Regions from separate parts of the Homo sapiens genome. Here region 2 is linked to region 1. The links are chromatin loops, found by intact Hi-C in ENCODE. Cell type or tissue: B cell. All regions are shown on one strand. Each heading gives the region's core, and the rest is flanking DNA. Links, peaks and the distances in the headings are about the cores only. Region 1 holds the start of CDC73 (cell division cycle 73). Region 2 overlaps LOC107985242 (a long non-coding RNA gene).

Region 1 (8,343 bases), core at 1-8,000:
TAAAACTGATAAATAGATAGATAAGTAAAATGAATTCTACTTACAGCTGCACGTCGGACATAAACAGGATGAGAAAGGTGCACGTTATTAAGTAGAAATAAAATGGAATCCAATGTGTAGTACTCTCTGGGTTGGCCTTCCTTTCCAGTCCTGAAATAATTAAGGCAAGATTTTTTTTACTGACAATTCTAATTCAACTCTTCAGGCTGGATTCATTTATATAAACAACTTTGCTAACAACAATGAGTTTAACATAGCTAACAAAAAAAAAGTATAAAATCTAATAATGAATAGACTGTCATGATCACAAAAGAAACACAAAGGAAGGCAATGACAAAAAGCAAGAAGTAGGGAAAATACAAAAAATTCATACTCTAAGGTACTACAAACTTTTTAGAATTAGGCCCAAATTAGGCTCTGGGCTTTACCAATAGAGAAATCTAACCAGATCCATATCGAAGAGGATCCATAAGAGAAAACAATTACACTGCTTAGAAGAAGCACAATTATCACTGGTGCTAAATGTAAAAGAAATTTATCCTATGGCTCTTGATAAATAAGATACTGCTGAACAACATCCTTCACATTCTTACAGTAAACACAACACTGAATTTCAGGGGTATGACTGTTATGGCATCCCTCAAATTAGACCAATAATGTAAAACCAAAATGCTATTCTACCTGTGATAAAACAATGTAGTCTACTAACGGTGCAAGATCTCTAATGCAGGTACTAATATTACCTCATTCCAATCCTACCCTTCCTTCTACACTTTCCCCTTCTATATCTTTGAATCCATCTGAATATGGTCCACTATAATCAGCCCTAAACCTACTTTTCTACCTTCTAGTCCCATTTTTCCTCTAAACCAATGTATTTCAAACCACACACCATCAATTATTGTACTATGAAACCCAATAAATAGTTAACAACCATATTTTTTCTATTTTCAGAATAGAAAAGAACAGAAAAATAAAATGCACTGCATACAATAAGAAGAGTAAGTATTGTTTAGTGTTTTATATGTGTATATATTTCCATGTGCATGTGCACATATAGAAAATAAAAACAATTTCTTGGTGTGATAAACTGCTGAAAAAGTTTAAAATCTACTGTGATAAGCACTCCTTTTTCACTGGCTTCACTGGATTGCTGTCAACACATTTACTTTCCAGTTCTTTATGCCTTTAAGCATACAGCCTTTAAGTATACAGTTCACTCATCTTGGAAGACTTAACCCATCATTTAGCCCAGAGAATTCCTACCTATTCTTTAAAGCTTGTTTGTTCATTCATTCATTCATTCAAGAAAACTTTGTTGGATGTGAACTTGCCAAAGACAATTCTATGGAACCTTCTCCTAAATAACCCCAACTAGAAGTGACTGCTGTCTTCAAAAGCTATTGTAGAAAGCATTTCACATCAACTTATAGAAAGCATTTCACATCAACTTATCTGTTTAATCTCCTCTATTCAGACTAAGTTAACCTCCTTTGAGGTAGAAACCAGAGTCTTAGGAATTTTTTTAATCCTCAGATTGAACCACTTCACACCCTAGGTACTCCTTAGCCATTGTCTAAAAAAAAAAAAATTCACTAAAAATCCAACCACATGTAATTCTACCTATGCAAATTATTCGAAAGGGTAAAATACCAGAAACTCAGAATGTCATTTGATCAACATTTTATAAAGCTAATTAAATCATAAGACAAAAAAATTTTAAAACCAACCAATAGGCAGGGCGCCGTGGCTCACGCCTGTAATCCAAGCACTTTGGGAAGTGGAGGCGGGCAGATTATTTGAGGTCAGGAGTTCGAGACCAGCCTGACCAACACGGTGAAACCACATCTCTACTAAACTACATAAATTAGCCGGCCATGGTGGCGGGGGCCTGCAACCTCAGCTACTCAGGAGGCTGAGGCAAGAGAATCACTTGAACCCAGGAGGCAAAGATTGCAGTGAGCCAAGATCGCGCCACTGCACTCCAGCCTGGGCGACAGAGCAAGACTCCCTCTCAAAAATAAATAAATAAATACCAACCAACAAACTAAATTTCCCTAGTTTTTCATCGACTCTTCATAAAGCTTCCATTCAAAGAAACAAAATGAGTAGGGAAGTTGTAGCTCAAGGTTCTAATTCTAGAAGCGATGCACCAATGACAGTGACATCATTAAAAAGGCCCCTAATGACTGTTAGAGCCGTCTCTAGAAGTTTTCCTGAATGACTTAAACTGATAAAACTTCACATGGACCAACATTCCCAAACATTTCCCTTTAAAATACACTTCCGAAAAATCACACGCACCATCTATTTCTTAGATCTGTAAAGCTCACTCATTTCACCAACTCCTGAAGACCTCTCTAACACAGACTTTTATGACTCTTCCAAATTCACCAAATTTCTTTCCGGTCCTAACTTCAGGGTTGATTCCCTTTTCTCTTCTACAGGAATCACCCCCACCCCAACAATGAAAGGAGATGAAATAAACCAGGAGTTGCAAAGACCAGCGGAGATAGTTACATAGCAGCCTGGAAAAGAGAAAAAAAAAATAAAGAACAAAAAGAGGCGTCTACGGCACCAGACGGTGTGCTCCTTTGTGCACCTATGTTCAGGTATCCCTTGCGCACCAGTCCCACACTTCGCTGGTACACATACCTACTGATAAAAATTAACTGTAAAAGTCAGAAACTCCCACGGTACCTTTCCTTTGGGCTTCTCAAAAATTTTAAGTGATGAACTGCTCTAGAGCTCCGCCCCTTCTTTCCTTACCCTAAAAGTGCAACTTCTGCTCTAGAGAGAAACTTTCTTTTCCCCGAACACCCGTTTTATCCCATCCCCAGGGGAAACGGGGGGAGGGGTTAAGAAAGAGGTCGCCTGGGGGCGCCCAACTCTGCCCTGCCACCCCTGGGCCACAGCCATGCCGGACTTACCCCCAAACAACATAGTTGGTCTTCACATTCTTGGGCCAGGAGAACTCCCCGAAGATCACTTCGTCTCCCTTCACCACAATCTCCTTCTTCTGGATGTTGTACTGTCGCAGGACGCTAAGCACGTCCGCCATCTTCCCCCCCCTCGCCTCCGCCGGCTCGGGGCGCCGCCGCTGCCGCCGCGCCTGCCTCCTTCTTCTCTTGTCGCCTCGCCCTCTTCCTCCTCCTCCTTCGCCGCCGCGACGAACCAACAGCAGCAGCACTAACAGCCGTCCTCGCCTACGACAGCAGCAGGGGCAGTAGCCACCCAGGCCGCCGAGGACCCCGCGCTGTAAGGCAAGGCCCCGCCGCCGGCTGCCCGCGGAGAACGCCTGACTGCGCCCCTCCAGCGAGGCACATCCGCCGCCAGGGGGAGCCGCGACCGCCTGGAAAAGTGCCCCTCCCAGACTTCAGCTGGGCACGGAGCCCACTCACTCGCTGAAACGCTGAGCGCTGGGGCACCGCGCCCACGTACGGCGCACGTACGGGGAACTTTGCCGGGCGCGCGCGCGCGGAGCACGTACCCAGTACCCCGCGGCGCGCACCAAGCGGCGTCAGGTGCGCGCGTACCTGAGCAGTGGGTCAGCACTTCCATCCCCAGCACGTGCACTGAGTATTTAACGAACTGTCTCGGGTGCGACCAGAGGCTCCCCCGGGTCCCTGCTTTGGCCGGGATGGAATTCGGCAAGGATTTGCGGAACACTAGAATTACCTTCCTATTTAGATCGGACCCAGGCCTAGCCAAAGACCTCTAGGACTTAGTGATCCGGAGAAGCCCTTTTGAAAGAGTGGGGCTCTTGGGGTTGGGGTTGGGGTTTTTTGTTTGCTTTTGATGTGGAAAAGAACGAGTTTTGGTTTTTTGTTGGTTTTGAGTGGAAAAGACCGAGTCCAGAAAAAAAAAAAAACAGTTCTGGGCACTGCTCGTCAAGTTACATAGCTTCTCACAGCATCAATTGGTTAATGAAGAAAATGGGGTTAATACGAAGATAAGGTAAACGCGCCTAGCAAGTCAATAAAATATCCTAAATGTTGGATCCTCCCTCTTCATTCTTTGGATGATGACTTTTTCCATCGCGGTCCCTTCTCCCCGCCAATCCCGAAGGGCTATATTCAAAAGGCTGTGTTCCAAGATGTAAATGGGAAAGTTGCCCTAACAGAAACCCCAAACGGTCCAATTTAGAACACTTCCAGACTACCCAATTTTTTAAATGGTACTCAGAAGTCTCAGTGGTGTCCTTGACATGCGTTTTGAGACGGTTAAGATAAGTTCAATATACTATGGCCAACCAAACACATCCTATGGGATTGTTTTTTTTCTTTTACCATGTCAGAAGGAAAAAAGAGGCAACTTTGTGTTTGACATAACCAAATTCCTTGACCTGTTTTGAAAAAAGTCAATCTTTTCACAACGCAGAGGACTACAGATACAGAAGTGTGTGGTTCATTTCCGATATGATCTGTAGCCATTCTGCAACTGTTAGTTTGTGAAATTTTTTTCTGTTCCACCAATGTTTTCACCCCGTAGTATTCTCCTGAATCTCACCCCAAGCACACACATTATAAAGAAATGGCTACAATTACCTATCCCCACATTCTCTATTCATACCTGTGTCAGAGCACTCAGTACCATATTACTTCCCTTTATAGTTTATTTGCCTGCATCCACAAAACTGAAACACCATAGATCTGTGTCCTCATATCCTACTGTCTAACATTATTTGGTACATATTAGTAATAAATGGATGAATTCAATAAATTGATGGAAGCTCCTAGTAAATATCGAGTTAATACATGGATAGAGGCTTCTAATAAATGTTGAAGTAATGAATGGAAAGATAAGCTCAAGGAAGCCAAGATTTCATGATTAGGAGGCTCGACTATAGTCCCTTCAAACGATACTTAATTTTATTTCATACTCAAATAATGATTAAAGTCTCTCTTTTCAGAGAAATTATGTTTTTTAGGTTAATGAATTTTAAAAAGTGGTAAGATAAGTCATTAGTAAGTTGTTGCTTTTAACAGTTAAAGCATTGAAATTTGTAGATCATTTTTTTCCTGACCAGCCTGGGCAACATACCTAGACCCTGTGTCTACAGAAGCAATTGTAGATCATTTTTGTTTTTATCTAAGTACCCTTATAATTGCCCTACCAATACTGGTTCATTGGAGGATGTCAAAATACAATAAAAGGCAAGATTAGTGGTAGAGCTGAAAAATTAGAAAATTAATTAGAAAAAAACAGAAAAATAGTCTGGTTTCTTTGTCTTGGGCAAAAGCAGTCCACATCTCCAGATATTAGCTCCTGAAGAATTCCTAAAAAATCTTTAGTTTTATGTCTTCTGTTAGAGTAAATGCCCAGCAATCAGAAGAAAGTGGTATGTCTTTTTAGTTGGAAACGATGGATCCAACATCATTACCTTGGAGTTTAAACCACTACCTCAATTGCTAACAGTACCCAATAAGGTTCTTTCCACCAGTGCCCAAGGACAGTTTTATTCTGGTTCCTTTTCCAAAGGACCAAATTGCCAGGTTTTAGATCAATCAAAGTCTGCTTAGGTAAGTATTTTGGAAATGCACTTGAACCTACTAGGGATAATTCGGCAGGTAGCATAAGTCTCATGAAGCATTTATTTATATTACTCTGTAATGGTAGAACGTAGGATTGGAAGTAAAATTTTCAAATACATGGGTAGGGGGAGGCTGTTAATTCAAGAAGAGATAATCTGTGGGTCCCAGAAGGGGTTGATTTATTGTCATCAATCAATCATGACTAATGGCAATTTGAAGGGCCATGAAATTTGTTTTTCGAAACTGTTGATAATTTTAGTTTTAGGACTCTGTTAGTTCTCTTTACTTTTCCTAAAGTTTGGGGGAAATCAGTGTGTGGAGTTATAGCTCCCTAGCAAGGAAAAGCCTCAGTCCATCCAGAGAGTAAGCAAACAACAACCCAGACATAGTCATAGTTTATTCCAGGGAATTATTATGGGTTGGGTACTTAATTATGGGTTAATTATTTACTTGATGTCTTTGATATATATAGGTTTATTCAGATTGTCCATTTCTTCTTGTGTGAGTTTTGGCAGATTGTGTCTTTCAAGGGGTTCCATTTTATCTAGGTTATGAAATTAGTGGGATATAGTTGTTCACAGCATTTGTTATTATCCTTTTAATGTTCATGTCATCTGTAGAAATGTCCCCTCTTTTATTTCTGATTTTAGTAATTTGTGTCTTCTCTCTTCTTAGCGTGACTAAGAGGTTCATTGATTTCATTGATCTTTTCAAAGAACCAGCTTTTGGTGTGATTACTGATTTTTTTACTTTCAGTTTTACCAGTTTATGCTTAACTTTTATTATTTCTCTTCTTTTGCTTACTTTAGATTTAATTTGCTCTTCTTTTTCTAGTTTCCTGAGGTAGAAGTTTAGATTATTGATTTTTAGGTCTTTCTTCTTTTCTAATATATACATTCAATGCTACAAATTTCCCTCTAAACACTACTTCGCTTCCTCCCATACACTTTGGTAAGTTATGTTTTTATTTTCTTGCAGCTCAAAATATTTTAAAATTTATCTTGAGATTTCTTCTTTGACTCATGTTATTTAGAAATGTATTGTTTAAACTCGACATATTTTAGAATTTTCTCGCTATCTTCCTATTATTGATTTCTAGTTTAGTTTCATTGTGGTCTGAGAGTAGATATTGTATGCTTTATATAATTTTAAATTTACAAAAGTGTCTTCTATGGCCCAAAATGTGGTCTGTCATGGCGAATGTTCCTTGCATGTTTAGGAAGAATGTTTATTCTGTTGTTGTTGAATAGTCTATAGATGTCAACTATATCAAGATGACTGATGGTGTGGTTGAGTTCAATTACATCCTTATTGATTTTCTGCCTGCTGGTTCTGTTCATATCTGATACAGGGGTGTTGAAATCTTCCACTATAATAATGGATTCATATATTTTTCCTTGTAGTTCCATCAGTTTTTTGCCTTATATAATTTGACGCTCTGTTGTTAAGCACGTACACATTAAGCATTGTTCTGTCTTATTGGAGAATTGACCCCTTATCATTACATAATGCTCTTCTTTATTCCAACAAACTTTCCTTGTTTTGAAGTCTGCTCTGTCTGAAATTAAAATAGCTAATCCTACTTTTTTTTATTGGTGTTAGCATGATGTATTTTTCTCCATTCATTTACTTTTTATCTATATGCGTGTTTACATTTAAAGTGGGATTTTGTGGATAACATAGAGTTGGGTCTCATATTTTGAACCACTCTGACAATCTCTTTTAATTGGTGCAGTTAGACCATTGATGTTCAAAGTTATTATTGATAAAGTTGGATTAATATCTACCGTATTTGTTATTGCTTTCTATTTGTTGCCCTTGTTCTCTGTTCCTATTTATATCTGCCACAGTTTTTCTCCTGTGTGTGTGCGTGTGTGTGTGTGTGTGTGTGAGAGAGAGAGAGAGAGAGAGAGACAGGGTCTTGCTCTGTAATCCAGGCTGGAACCTAATGGTGTGATCATAGCTCACGGCGGCTTCAAACTCCTGGGCTCAAGTGATCCTCCCACTGAAACCTCTAGAGCGGCTGAGACTACAGGTGTACACCACCACACCGAGCTAATTTTTAAATTTTTTATAGAGACAGGGACCCACTTTATTTTTTAGGCTGGTATCAGATTCCTAGGCTCAAGAAATCCTCCTGCTTCAGCCTCCCAAAATGCTGGGATTACAGGCCTGAGCCACTGCGCCCAGCTGTTTGTGGTTTTAATTGAGCATTTTATATGGTTGTATTTTGTCAGTCTTTCTTTCTTTCTTTTTCTTTCCTTCTTTCTTTCTTTCCTTTCTTTCCTTCTTTCCTTCTTTCTTTCTCTTTCTTTCTTTCTTCCTCTTTCTTTCCTTCTTTCTTTCTCTCTCCCTCTCTCTCTCTCTCTTTCTTTCTTTCTTTCTTTTTGAGGTGGAGTCTCACTCTGTCGCCCAGCTGGAGTGTAATGGCACAATCTTGGCTCACTGCAGCCTCCGTCTCTCGGGTTCAAATGATTCTCCTGCCTCAGCCTCCCGAGCAGCTGGGATTACAGGTGTGCACCACCACACCCAACTAATTTTTTGTATTTTTAGTAGAGACGGGGTTTCACTATGTTGGCGGGGGCTGGTCTTGAATTCCTGACCTCAGGTGATCTACCCACCTTGGTCTCCCAGAGTGCTGGAATTACAGGTGTGAGCCACCACACCCGGCCAATTTGAAGGATTTAAAAATCTTCATTGCTTCAAATATTTCTTCTGTCTTTTTCTTGCTTCTCCTTCTGATATTCCCATTATATGTACATTATACCTTTTGTAGTTGTCCTACAGTCCCTGAATATTCTGTTCTGGG
Region 2 (8,343 bases), core at 236-8,235, 1.2 Mb before region 1:
TTTGTATGTCTAGTGCTATGTTGGGTCCTGCTTCCTAAGTGGACATAACCTAGCACATCTCCTGAAAGACAAAGAGGAAGATGTCATCTTCTCTGATGGAGACGATTATCAGATGTCTTTACCATGAAGAATAGTAATGTTTTACTAAAAGCTAGAGAGCAGCTTATGTAAGCCAAGTGAGAGAGTCATTAGTAGGGCCCACAGTACCTATGAGGAATGAGTGAAGGGGTTGGTCAGCACTATTCATGTAAAGAGAACAGGCCACAAGTTACACCAGTCCAAATGTGCATTTGCCTGGGAAGAGGTGGTGGTTAGGCCAGTGGCCCTCAGCAACAGCTCTCAGTGTCTCAGATGGGCTGGGCCAGACAGAGCACAGCAGAGAAAGCACAGCAACCAGCATGAGATCCAGCCATGCTGCCTCCCACAGCCAAGAAGACCACACTTTTTTCTCAATGCCTAATGAGAAAATGAAGAGCAGGAGAAAATAGTCTTGGAATGAAAACTTGCATGGAATTTAGTTGTGTATCTTTTCCTTTTCTACCCCCGCCAGCCTCCTACTTTGGGGATCAGGATTTGTAATGAGACTGACTGTACCAATTAGAAGAAACACATGTTCTGTTTTCTTTTTACAGCTTTGGAGTGAGTCAATTCCTGAAGTTAGTAGAAAATAGATTCCAAATAGTAAGATATTATATATGTGTATGATTTGCACGTCTTTCTGTTGCAGGATAGTATTTTACACTGATTTTATTGATTGCTACAACTTTCAAATTCCTTAACTTGATTTCAAGACATTCCATAGTCTTGTCCTACCCTACGCATATCTACTTTTATCCAAATATCCTACATATTTTTTTCACTACTGCCTAATGGAGTCTTTCTGGCCATGTTGGCCTCATTACTGTTTCATAGACATAATAAGCATATGGTGCATAGGGTATACAGCCATAATCACTTAACTTGCAGCCAGAATGTTTTCATTTCAATTATGCAAACATGCATACAAAAGTTATGAACTAAGGATGTTACTGAGCTTCAGATCACTTTTCTAAAGAAAAGAAATTATAATACTTGCCTCCTTTATTGAGTTGTTGTAAAGACCAAAGTTAAACAAGAAAAAGCATAAGCAAATACATTATAAGTTGAAAATGCTATGTAACTGTAATTGTTATCAGTAAATATCCTCTTGTGTTTTTTTAAAACTTTGTGGACCCAATCCGTATATCAATGCCCAACTCAAGTTTTACATAATTCCTGGAGACTGCCCTTTCATATGGAGAGCTTCAGAAAACAACAGTGCTTTCCCCAACAATAAATTATGCGAGGAACTTAGGGGATAAATATTCCGGAGATGAGTTACTGTACAGCCTGGGTGGAGGACCCTCATGTGGTCTCTATCCTAGCAGCAACTGGTAACTCACTAGAAATGCAAATTCCTGGGCCCTATCACAGACCTACTGAATCAGACACTCAGGAGGAGGGAGCATGGAGTGAAGGCCAGTGATCTGTGTGTTAACACACCCTCAGGGTGATCCTGAAGCATAATAATCTTGAAAACCCCTGTTTTTGGGTATGAGCATTGAATATTTGTTCATCATTTCATCTTCTACAGTTTATACTGTGGCTAAACTATTTGAGGGTTTCAATAAAAGATTTTTTTTCTCTGCAATATCTGATGATCTCAGTCTTTGGGTCATAGTATGAATCATACAATTTACGGATGTCTTTACTCTCTTTTACTCTCCCCTAAAATTTTCTAGGACTAAAGATTATTGAATACAAATAAAGATAAATAAACAAATAAACCTTAACAAGATGAGGAAAACAATCCTCTAAATTCGTATATCTAGTCATTACCAGAATATTTCTGACTGTATTCACATATACTTTCACATTATATGTCCTTAAGTGTTTCTTTGTACAATTTATTTTTAGCCATATTACTGCAGCAGAATTGCAAAGCCTCAAAATTTGTATAAGCAGTAATAATTCTTATTTTTATATAATTATTTTTATAAGTTAAATGAAACACCTATCCTATATGTAGATTAAAAGATTAAATAATAGCCCTTACAATAATATTAATTATTTACTTACAGTTAGTGATTGATAATATTACTTGTATATATTCCAGACTTACAGAACATTTTTCCTGAGAGATGATCAAGCTTCCATGGGTTGTTTTCAGTCCTGGATTTATAATTCCAGAGGTATAGAAAATATTGTTGAATGTTATTATTTACTTCAGAATTTAACAGTAAATACACGTTTTAGAGAGTGAAGCGTAATTAAGTAAATTCCCTAGATGATGTCAAAAATATTAATAGTCCATGTATGTTTAATTATATGAATGCAAGTTCTGTTATTTGTGTGAGAAAATTAAAACAAATGTTACAAGCAGAAAATTGCTTATAGAGTGTCATCAATTAAGGCTGACATTTGTCTCTATCATAAGACTATAATTTATGTTTTTATACTTTATATTCAGTATTAACAATAAAACCTATTTGCATATGACTATAATTAAACTAGCATTTATCTTTAAATTTTTTATAAGCATTTAAAAGATGTTACATGTTTTTATCCACTTGTACCATTCAAGTAAATAACTATAGATTAGGCTTAGATCAGCTTGTTACCCAATAACAGAATTTGTTGGCTTTCATGTTTTATGGAAAACTGACTGCTGTTCAGACTATTGACACTAAACTGTAGGGAGTATTTTCACTGACTATACCCTGGTGTTAATATAATCTATAACTTTCAGTAAAAATATTAATGTTTTTAGAATTTTAGATACCAGGGTGTTTCAATCCATCATTTGTATTCCTTTTTATGAGATAAATGAATCCAAATTTCAGTGTACAATACCTGCTGTAAAATGTTTATATCAAATGTAAAATATAGACAGCAGTAAAATATGGGATGTGAAAGATTTAGTAATTTTTTTATTTCTTGTCAAACAGTAGGATAATATTTAGAGATAAGAGGCAAAATTTATCCTGAGTAAGGGAAAGTTATTCTGCCTTTTAAAATGTTCGTAAGCCTATCCAAGGTTTCAGTATTTTTGTGTGTTTTTTATTATTAGAGGAAAGTTAACAATTCCCTTTGATCTTAATGATGTTACATCATTGTAGCATGAAAGGAATAGTATAACCTCAACCAACTTTTTCTGTATTTAGTTTTCAGCAGTGCTGACAATTGTCTATGCCATGATAAAAAGAGAACGAAAATGTGTTGGAAGAGGCACCTGGGAGTGTAGTTGTCTCAGAGGGAACACCACATTTGTTCCTATGACACATTTTCATTGAAAGAAAAAAGAAAAAGAAGAAAGAAAAAGAAAGAAAGAGAGAAAGAAAGAAAGCAAGCAAGATAGCAATCAAGCAAGCAAGGAAGGAAGAAGAAAGCATCTTTTCTATTTCCCTTTCTTTTTATTTCTGTGTCTTTATTTCTCCTCTCTCTCTCTTCCACTTACTCCTCTCTTCCTCTCCCCTTCCTTCCCTCTCATCCTCGCCCCTTCTCTTCTTCTTTTTACCCCTACCCCCACCACCTTGTTTCTAGTCTTCCACAGTATTTTCTTACTAATACAAGGAGTGACTTAGTCCTGGTTAGAACAAATATCATAGAACGTCTTTACACTAAGCCTAGAGGTTTGCCTGTTGAAAGAAAACCACTAACTAAGTTTATCAAGGCATTGATCACCACCACCCCATTTACATGCTTTAATATTATATAGTATGCACCACATGACGTTAAAACATCAGGTTAAATTGCTTTTCTTTCAGAATAAACAGAGGCAAAAAGATGTAGTTATAATGTGTAGTAAAGTTTCTACATCTGCAGGATATACTCCTTTTTAAGACTTATTATTTTGATGATGGTGTACAATAAATCTCATTACTTGTGGGAGCCAAAAAGTTAACTGCTAATTCCATGGGTACCAAGGGGGCTGGACCCTATTACCAATTGTCTAGTACTAAGAATGACCTCATTATGTTATGATAAAAATTTTTAGCACATTCTAGACACTGAAAGACAGAGGTAAGTAAAGCCAGGTTAATCAAAATAGGGATCTTATAGCCTAGTAGAAGAGGTAACCCATAGAAAACAGATTTTTATACAGTACACTAAGTGATGATATAATGGTATGTTTAGGTTGCCATCGTAAATGAGGTAAATTCAACTCATATCAGAGATCCAGGAAAGGAGTTTAAAGGAAATACTTAATATGAGTCTTTAATAATAAATACAAAATTTTAAAATAAAGAATGGAAAAAAGTCATTTTCCTTCAGCACACTGTCAGAACATCACAAAGATGTGAAAATAAATATTTCATGTAGGAAATTCTGGCTTGTTCTGTTGCAGAAGCCTTACTCCTTAGCTTAGCGAGGTCTGAGTTCTTGTCTCACCACCACGATGAATGAGGTACATGGACATAGGAGGGTGAGTATGGCAGAATAGACTTTATTAAGTGACAGAAAGCGCTCAGTAAGGAGAGGGGACTCAAAAGTGGGTTGCCCTAGGGGATTAAAAACCTCATTTCTAGGGGTGTGTTTCTCATTTGCATCTTGCACAACCTTTTACTTCCTAGTTGCTTCCTGGTCCCAGTTCTTACTGCCCAGGTGCGTTCTTGTCCATAGTTATTCCATCTTAATTATTATGCATAAGCACCACAGAAAGGCCCAGTGGGTAGTAGGGGTGGTGGTGGTGAAACCACAATGCAGATGTCATGCTAATGATATTATAATGAGCTTGAGTCAAGTTAAGGACATTTAGTTGATTTATTACACCTGCGCCTAAGTTGGGACAGTCCCTTCTGAGCAAACATTCTGGTATAAGAGGAAGTTCTTAACCACATTTCCATCTGCTAGCTGCATAACAGGGGCAATGCAGGTGCATTCCTGCATGCATTGTCTCTCTCATGAAGCCCTACATCTCCATCGTACCACTTGCATACATAAAAAAGGTAAGTGAGATTAAAGATACACTTGGATAGAAGCAGGTCACAAGGGCTCTTGTGTTTTGTTAGAAATATCAGCATTATTATAATTTGAAATATGTTGTAATGAGCATTTATATGACACTTCTATATTTCCCCAAGAACCAGCTGCATATTTTTAAATATTGTATGTTTAAGATTTTCAAGAGGCTTGTAAATTTTTTGAGTTTCATAATCTTTAACAATGCAAACCAAAATACTTAATCAGTTCTTACTTAGTCATTTATGAAGTTACCCATGGGAAAATTATGTTTACTGATATTTTAACCCTGTTTCTATCACTTACTTATTCATCCAACTTCCAAAACCAGTGTTCTTTGGCCCTTCTCCTCAGTTTGTTTTGTTAATAAAAGTTATAAATTTAAAAAATAATAATAATAGAAAAATACATCTGTAACAAGCCATTATTTTATGCTATTTCTCTTCTTCCCAAATTTGGACTAAAAAGGATTTAAATATAAATGTTTGTTTTAAGTTTTTTATTTTATTTTAGTTCAGGTATTGGTTTTTACTGGAGAGGTTAGAGAAAGTGATTTCAAAGGGCAAAATCAACTCAAAATTGTAAAAGGAGAAAATGGAAAAAAAAAAGCGATGATATTCATGACTGATTATCTCCTTCAAGAAAGGAGGGAGGAAATGAAATGTGCTCAGTCTTCTCTTGTAATCTCTTTTCCCAAAGTTACCTCTTGACATTTTTGGATGTTCTGTCACAAGAAAGTTGATCTTTCCATTTCTTTGGTTACTTAGCTTTTAATCTATCTGTTTGCATACATGCTAGAGAGCGATGAGTGATTTGTCGTCTACATAGAAGTGGAAATTTATAGTCTGAAAGAAAATAATAGTTTTCTTTTCTTTTATCTGTTTTATTATTTTCATTATTTGAAATTCTAGTAAGTAATATTCTTCCTTCAAAGTAGCTGTCACTTACAGCTTTCTTAACCTGAGTCTCAGAAAGAATTCAACAAAGCTGTATCTTTCTGTCTTTAAAATATTATTTCTTCCTGTTTCTATCAGTCACTTATGTCATAATAAATATTAAAACTGACAGGCAATATATTTTAAGTGCTACTGTAAAAGCATTGTTTTGCTATAAATAAACAAGCTCATTTCTCTAGGACTTAAATAGGAATACAGATTTGATACATTCTCTTCCCCTATTAAACATCTGTGGCAAGATGCCATTAGGGAGTTGTTAGATTTGCTGGAATTTTCCACTATGCCAGATATTAAATTACCTGTCATATGTGTTCTGAAGTATACAGAAGGTTGTAATCGTATAAGGATGCTGAATGTGCTGACATTTTCATTGCCCTGAATATAAGTAAACATAATTATTGGCTCTTCCTATAGGGTTTTAATTGATATGTTGACCAGTAGCCATGAGTGGGTTTGTGAAGACAACAGGATATAAAAATGGATGTCTTTACAAATCCACTGTCTTTTGTAAAGAAATGCATCATAGAGCAATTATAAAATAATTTGCATTATTTTATATCATTAAATTAATATCAGGGTATAGGTTATGAAAACTACATGATTCAAAATAGACACTATAAAAAAAGAATGCTGTTGGAGTGGGAAGAGGCCAAATGAGCAGCCACCATTTTGCACCTCTACTGTGGCATGGCCACGTTGCACAGTGCTCAGTCAGGAAATGCGATTTACACATCCAACTCCTAGCCTATTCTTCCCAATTACTATGATTTTCTTCCTGCTTTTGTCACTATTTCTGAGTTCCCATTTATCTAGTACACTGGGATTGGGTAACTGCAACTCTGGATACTTAATAATTAAAAAATTGCATTATTAGGAATGATATTCGACTTCCCACATAGATTCTTGTGTTTTTCTCAAGTCTTTTTTCATGTTCTGTATTGAAATCTATCCCCGTATAATCAACCTACTTTCCATGTTTCTGGGTCTCTGAATAAATTCCTTCTTGGATTTGTCTGTACATAATGGCATATTGTGGCTATTTTCCCATTCTCATATATTTTATGAGGAGAGGTCTTGCAATTCTCAAGGCAAATCAGGAATGATCTGCCATGTTTTAGTTCAAAAATTACTTCTGGATGAGCACAGTGGCTCCCATCTGTAATCCCAGCAGTTTGGGAGGCTGAGGTGGGAGTATCACTTGAGGCCAGGAGTTTGAGACTAGCCTGGGCAACATGGCAAGACCCTGTCTCCACAAAAATTTCAAAAAACCAAAAACTCAGCCAGATGCAGTGGTGCACACCTGTAGTACCAGCTACTCCAGAGGCTGAGGCCAGGAGAGTTAATTGAACCCAGGAGTCAGAAGTTGCAGTGAGCTACGATCATGCCACTGCACTTCAGACTGGGAAATAAAGCAAGACTGTATCTCAAAAAAAAAAAAAAAAAATTACTTCTGTCATTAAACTGGTACATAAATTCAATAATATGTAGGAATGAAAAACATCCTTAAAGTTGTAAGGATTGGTCCGGCACGGTGGCTCATGCTTGTAATCCCAGCATTTTGGGAGGCCAAGGCGGGTGAATCACCTGAGGTTGGGAGTTCGAGACTAGCCTGACCAACATGGAGAAATGCCGTCCCTACGAAAAATACAAAAAAATTAGCTGGGTGTGGTGGTGCATGCCTGTAATCCCAGCTTTTCAGGAGGCTGAGGCAGGAGAATCATTTGAACCCAGAAGGCAGAAGTTGCAGTGAGCCAAGATGGCGCCATTGCGCTCCAGCCTAGGCAACAAGAACGAAACTCTGTCTCGAAAATAAAATAAAATAAAATAAAATAAATTGTAAGGATTATTGTGATTTCTGATTGAAAATTCAAATATCTACATTGTTTAAATATATATAACTCTGGGACTTTGCTTTTCAGAATCACTCACTTTTTCATTCATTTATTAATTATTCATATTAAAATAACTTAATGATAACCTAATATTTGCCAAGCTCTATTCTAATCACAGATCTATCTGCAGAAATCTCTGTAAAAATATACAATATAAATGTATAAAGACTTCTGCTTTGTAGAGCTTACATTTTAATGAGAAATACCAATGAACCAAGATAAGTACCAATAAGATACCAGTAAGAAGCTTATAAGGCCCATGAAAAGAAAAACTAGTACAAAATAAGGGAAATTGAGAGTGTGGGGTGGGGTGGGGCGGGCATTTGCATTGTGTAGTGGAGATAGCAGGTAAAGCAAATACCTATTGTCTTCATATGTTTTACATTAGCAAGGGGTCAATGTGGATGGAGTGGATGAGGGAAAAAATAGTTAGAATTAAAGTTAAGAAGAGGGGAAAGAAGGAGGGGTATTTTAGGTAATAAAGAGTGTTGAAAGTGACTATGAAGATTTTAGGC

Evidence for each region. A loop is a pair of places that touch in the nucleus more often than their neighbours do. Peaks named below come from ENCODE experiments on the same cell type or tissue, not always from the same donor. Only the 100,000 strongest peaks of a DNase experiment are listed, where the experiment ranks them.
Region 2: it touches region 1 in a loop (17-fold over the local background); 4 of 110 quality-filtered maps call a loop at or near these places.

The regions. Positions count from the first base shown.
Region 1 is chr1:193,116,919-193,125,261 of GRCh38, reverse strand. CDC73 (cell division cycle 73) reads right to left here and starts at 3,231. Exons shown (of 17, transcript NM_024529.5): 1 at 2,931-3,231; 2 at 45-150. The coding sequence starts at 3,061. RefSeq lists enhancers at 2,794-2,843, 2,443-3,087, 3,114-3,183, 3,088-3,734 and a silencer at 3,344-3,423. In B cell, for the core only: CTCF peaks have their summits at 3,097 and 3,299 (motif pointing right); DNase peaks (open chromatin) are centred at 3,271 and 4,201; H3K4me3 peaks cover 2,340 bases; H3K27ac peaks cover 1,672 bases.
Region 2 is chr1:194,286,220-194,294,562 of GRCh38, reverse strand. All of the region lies in intron 2 of LOC107985242 (a long non-coding RNA gene), which reads left to right. LOC105371670 (a long non-coding RNA gene) reads left to right here. Exons shown (of 3, transcript XR_922390.2): 2 at 2,135-2,210; 3 at 3,183-3,324. Among named protein-coding and RNA genes, the nearest start is that of LINC01031, 990 kb to the right of the region's middle. RefSeq lists a silencer at 4,797-4,997. In B cell, for the core only: no CTCF peak of the experiment used is centred there; a DNase peak (open chromatin) is centred at 4,802; H3K4me3 peaks cover 414 bases; H3K27me3 peaks cover 711 bases.